Regions from separate parts of the Homo sapiens genome. Here region 2 is linked to region 1. A link is an interaction called in ENCODE POLR2A ChIA-PET data of the cell type or tissue named here. Cell type or tissue: OCI-LY7. All regions are shown on one strand. Links, peaks and the distances in the headings refer to the core of each region. The heading gives the core; the rest is flanking DNA. Region 1 has its middle 70 kb from the start of TIAM1. Region 2 overlaps TIAM1 (TIAM Rac1 associated GEF 1).

The links. ChIA-PET counts read pairs that join two places held together with the same protein. Peaks named below come from ENCODE experiments on the same cell type or tissue, not always from the same donor. Only the 100,000 strongest peaks of a DNase experiment are listed, where the experiment ranks them.
Region 2: POLR2A ChIA-PET joins it to region 1 with 13 read pairs; 2 of 35 experiments call an interaction of 5 or more read pairs at or near these places.

Annotation. Positions count from the first base shown.
Region 1 is chr21:31,413,219-31,416,020 of GRCh38, reverse strand. It overlaps a transcript of TIAM1 not described here. Among named protein-coding and RNA genes, the nearest start is that of TIAM1, 70 kb to the right of the region's middle. In OCI-LY7, for the core only: no CTCF peak of the experiment used is centred there; no DNase peak of the experiment used is centred there.
Region 2 is chr21:31,325,647-31,328,448 of GRCh38, reverse strand. All of the region lies in intron 2 of TIAM1 (TIAM Rac1 associated GEF 1), which reads left to right. Among named protein-coding and RNA genes, the nearest start is that of TIAM1, 17 kb to the left of the region's middle. In OCI-LY7, for the core only: no CTCF peak of the experiment used is centred there; a DNase peak (open chromatin) is centred at 1,358; H3K4me3 peaks cover 351 bases; H3K27ac peaks cover 1,071 bases.

The DNA.
Region 1 (2,802 bases), core at 52-2,551:
AAGAATGAAATCTATGTCCTGCCTTGGAGAGAAATCCCTTGGGTAGCATTGGGAAGGCTGGTTGGTGGGAGGAGGCCTAGAAGGCAGGATGTCTGTTAGGAGCCTGTGGTCATAAACTAGGATAAAGATGAGCTTGACCTGGGAGGTGGCCGAGACAGAGACATGGAGGAGACAGTGTGGGGAAGGCATTCTGTTGGGTCATGGCCAAAAATGAATGAGAGGCCAGTTTTGTCCCCACATCACCCAGGAGCTCAAACGTTCAAATTATCTTCCCTGACCAGTAAAACGGAGTCATGGAGCCCTTGGAAACAAAGCAATGTGAAGAAAAGGGTGTAGAAGCTGAGAATGGTAAAACCAGAAGAGGCCACAACAATCCTACCATTTCTTCATATAGTGGAGAAGTAAAGGAGAGAAAAATTGTGGCGACAGAGAAAAGCAAGCTGGGTGAAGGTAGTGTGTTGTATTTTAGTTGGAATGAGGACATTGGGTCCTAGCATCAGTAACTGATCACCCATATCCCTGATTGCTGGGTTAGAAATGGGAGGGGAAGAAGGGGCAGACACTGCAAGTGTTTGCACATGGGGGATACTGGACTTTGAAAGAATATTTTGAATAGCTATGATTTCCAGAAAGTGGTTCATTAGCGAACTCAATGGGTTTGCTTAGACGGTAACTGAGTTTTTAATCTCTGGAGGGAACACCTGCTTCATTGGCAGCTATGAATATTATTGTTGTTGTTAATAAGATAACCAATAACATTATAAATTTAGGTTAAATTTACTGAGGATTCCTGACCTTGTGCTAAGCACTTTGTAGAGACATCTTATATGGGATAGTGGGATTTTCTCTTACGCTTTGGGGCCGTTGGGTAAGAAGACATTCTATAGCTGAGGCTCTCCCATTTGTTTTACGTGGACTGCTGATTTTGCCCTAGCTTTAGTTTTATAGGTGTAAGGAGACACTCAGTGTTGGAAGAGTCACAGAACATTCCCCATCCCTCAGGGGTACACCCTTTCTGTGACTTCCTGCCTCCTAGGGCCATCTAACCACCTGACCACACAAACTTTCCCAGGGGCCATTTGTGAGAATGTTCCTTGGAGTGCGTGATGATTTCAAATCAGTGGTGGCTTTCTCCTATTGTGGGCGGTGTGTGTCCGCCCATGCCTTTTGGGACTCTCTTCGTTTGGTTGACATATTTGTTTGGACGTGACCTTTTTCCAGTTCCTCTTCCCTGGGTTTTTGCCCGCTGAGGAAATGATTCTCAGATCTCATCCATCTGCACCAGTGGCAACAGAAGAGAGAATTTCTTTTTTCTATGGTTCGGGTCCAACTGCCCAGACACCTGTCCTTCAGAGGCTCATATTGTTCTGGTTGATGTCACTTCCTGACGTAGACACTCTTTAATATTTTAGTTCTGGAAGTCATCAAGTTGGACAAGAGACAGGAGGAAATGGTGGAGGGTCCTCAGCTGACCTGGGATGCTTTTTTGATTGTTCACTGGACACATAGAAAGGGGCCGTTGCTCCCACCTCCATCTGCCACTGGCCCCTGGAATTAGCCCTGTTAGTAAGCTTTTCCCAGTGGTGGCTGATTCATTCTGAGAGCTTTTCATATCCTTTGGGATTCTTCACTGTTAGATTCGAGAAGAAAAAGGACAGCTTCGCTTTTGAGTCTGATGAAAACCACCTGCAGAAGACATGTGTACATAAGCTGTATATTTATGCTTTTCTTACGGACACTTGACTGCTCCTTGTTGTTAAGGAGATTCACAAGAGGACGGGAACTTTTACATGGGGACCCTTAGCTTGTATGTTCCGCTGTCACAAAGAAAATGAGTTCTGGCCATTTTCGAGGCTTGCCAAAGATTTTTCTCCGCAACTCTGGAATTCTCTCTCTTGTGCTTTCAGAGTGGCAAAATCCATGGGCTCCTGAGAGCCTGAGGCGGTAGGGAATGAAGTACAGAGTTGAACCAAATCCTAAGTCTCCTTTTAGGCCTTTGTCATCCGCCAAATGTCATGTTTGCAGTTGCCTTGAACTTGGAAGAATGCACCACTCCCATCACGACGGTTGCTCTGCTGCTTTCCAGATGTTGACCTTGTGCAGGTGACGTAACCCCAGCTCGTGTTGCGGGGGGACTGGCTGAGTCACACTCACAGCTTTGGGACTGGGTCTTCATCTCATTTAGCAGCACTGGAACCCTGTGGAAGGAGATGGCATCTGGTTGGTCTGTTTGCACGTTCTTTGCCTGGGACTTCAAATCTGATCTGGAGCTGGTATCAAGAAACAGCATATCTGTGATGAGGGGCCTGGCGAATGCTAGATAATACATTTTACCCATTGTTTTTTAATGGAGCAGAATGATAATCAATTTAATCGTATTCCTTTCGCAGGGGACAAAGACAGGAGCAAAACTGAGGGGAGAATGGAGTGCAATGAAATATGCAGAAAGAGGGCCGGGCGTGGTGGCTCATGCCTATAATCCCAGCACTTTGGGAGGCCGGGGCGGGTGGATCACGACGTCAGGAAATCGAGACCATCCTGGCTAACACGGTGAAACCCCGTCTCTACTGCAAATACAAAAAAATTAGCCGGGCATGTTGGCATGTGCCTGTAGTCCCAGCTACTTGGGAGGCTGAGGCAGGAGAATGGCGTGAACCCGGGAGGCGGAGGTTGCAGTGAGCTGAGATCGTGCCACTGCACTCCAGCCTGGGCAACAGAGTGAGACTCCGTCTCAAAAAAAAAAAAAAAAAAAAAAAGAAAAGAAAAGAAAAGAAAAAAGAAATACGCAGAAAGAGGAAGACA
Region 2 (2,802 bases), core at 216-2,715, 88 kb after region 1:
CAGTGAGCCGTGATTGTGCTGCTGCTTTCCAGCCTGGGCGACAGAGTGACACCTTGTCTCAAAAAATAAAATAAAATATGTACGTGTTAAGTACAGGCACAATCATTTCTTGATTTATTTTGAATATTTTTGATCTACGGTTGGTTGAGTCCACAGATATGGAAGCCATGGATACTGAACCCGTGGATAGGGAATGGCGACTGTAGTTACAACATGTACCATGTGGGAAGGTGATTGTTACAGTGGAGGCCCTTGAAGCAAGGAAGTGTTGGGTGTTTGAGCTTTTGAACATAGGGGAGTTAGGAAGGCCCCACTGCATGGGTGACATTGGAGCCAAGATGGCAAGGGGTTGAGGAAGCGAGCCCTGTGCTGACAGAGGGAGCATCGAGGCAGAGGGCAGAGGGCTGGGCTGGGCATGTTGGAAGTTTGGGTGGAAAGAGCAAAGTGGGAGAGCCAAGGAGATGAAGACAGAGGAGGGTCGTCAGGGCAGGGTCTGCGGGACTGCTGGTGAGATGGGAAGCCTTTGAGGGTTGTGGATAGGACTAGGGAGACACGATCTGGTTTAGGTCCATAGGTTCTCCCTGACAGCTGCGTTGGGAGGAGACTACGCACCATTTCATGTGGACCATGGTTCTCAGTAAGCCTGTGTTTGGGCATCGATTAGACTTTCTTATTGCTCACACAGTCTGGATCCTACTGGTGCAGGGTGATGGTGGGGTGGTCTTTATTTTTGCAATTTCTCTAGGCACAAATCTTTTTTCTTCTTTTCTGTTTTCTTTTCTTTCCTTTTTTTTTTTTTTTTTTTGAGATGGCGGCGTTTCACTCTGTTGCCCAGGCTGGAGTGCAGTGGCACATCTCAGCTCACTGCAACCTCTGCCTCTCCTGGGTTCAAGCGATTCTCATGCCTCAGCCTCCCAAGTAGCTGGGATCACAGGTGTGCATCACCACACCAGGCTAATTTTTTCTATTTTTAGTAGAGATGGGTTTTGCTATGTTGGCCAGATTGGTCTCGAACTCCTGACCTCAAATGATCTGCCCACCTCAGCCTCCCAAAGTGTTGAGATTACAGGCATGAGCCACTGCGCCCAGCCCACAGATCTCTTTCTTTATAGAAGATGAAGAAAGGGACTTTTTATCCTATAAGGGTACTTAGCTGATGAATTCTAGAATGAGTTCAAGCGTGGCTAAAAAATGCTTGAAGATAATTTCGGGTTCTCTGCAGCCCAGTGTTTCATTTACCTTCCAAACAGAAAGCTCCTCCTCCCTGCACATGCTCTGTGTTGCCCCCTTGCCTTGCCTGTGAGCAGATTCGACCGTCTTTTCCATTGATCACTTCCCTTTTTGGCTCAGGCTGCTCCTCTGGGGTTTTAGTTCTGAAATAAGTGAACCATTTGTCATATCTGCTTCCTTCTCACTGGAGCCGCATGTTAAATCGCGGCCGGAACACATCTGTCAGATCTCTGAGCTTTTCAAAAATGCAAACCTGAACGTTTTGGCATATGACCCTGTTAGCCTGTTTTAAGTGGCGTGTGGTAAACTTGCCCACAGATGTTAGTATACCCGTCTACTTTGAACAAAATAATAATAACTTTCACATCTGGTCCTCTTTTCATCTAGGGATCTTAAAACCCCAAGTGCACATTAGTTAAACCTCACATCACTGGAAGGTAGGGAAGGGATGGAGGGCAATCGCTTTAATCACCACTGCAAGAAACTTAGGGGGATTGCCCCTGGGTAACAAATGCCTTTCATCTAGCATCTTAAATACTTCCCGAGTATTACCTGGTGGGAAGTGTATGATCACGCACATCTGCAGGGCGTGGGGAATACCCTGAGATACTAGGGACTTGCCCTATCTTTTTGTTGTTGTCATTGCAGAAGCCTTCTTTCTTTCCAGTTCATGGGCTTTTACCACTTAATATGGATTATTTGGAGTCTGATGGTGTGCACTGAAGGATGGTATTGTTAACTGGTAAAGCTGTTTGGTTTTCTTTCTATCTTTTTAGTTTGGGATACAGATAGGCAGGAAGTTCCTTTGAAAATTTCAGCTGCCTTCCAAGCTGGTCACTGGGGATTCTCCATGAATGCCATAGTACTCCCCTTCCCTCTAAGAGTCTCTTCCCAGAAAGTCTCTCAGGTGAGCTGGGACAACAGGAAGACAGGAGAGGACCATAACTTTGATCAGAGGACAGAGTGGCAGCTGCTCAACTCCATTCCTAGAGAATGGGGCATTCTATAAGAAAAATGGAACAGAACAAAACCAAACAAAATCAGGACATGTCATTAATAGGTGAGGAATTCAGTGGCTCACCTGCGGGAGGGGAGTTGGGGTCTCGCTGGGGTCAGGGTGTTCAGATGCACAGCAGTTTTGCTCCAGGGGGACTCTGCCTGACAGTGGAAAAGCAGAGGCCTCAGCAGGGTCTGGAGGGTCTGGAGGGCGTGAGAAACACGGTTGGTTTGCAAAGGGATGCTCTTCTTCAATTTTAAATGTAATGTCTTTAGCTCCATTTTAAACAATTTCTAAATGCCAGTGTGTAGTATATCTACTGCTTTTATTCGCAGTTGCATGTGAAAGTAAACAGTAAAGGGGAAAAATATTGAAAAGTGTGGGTTCTTCAATGCCCCCTCCGTGTGACACCTCTTAACTCACTGATGGCTGGTTTCTTTCCAGCTTTTTGACTTAAAAGGTAGAAATGTATCTATATTTCCCCAGATACATGATGAATATTTATGTTATTTTAGATGAACCTTCTTCTGTATACATTCTTTTTTTTTTTTTTTGAGTCAGAGTCTTGCTCTGTC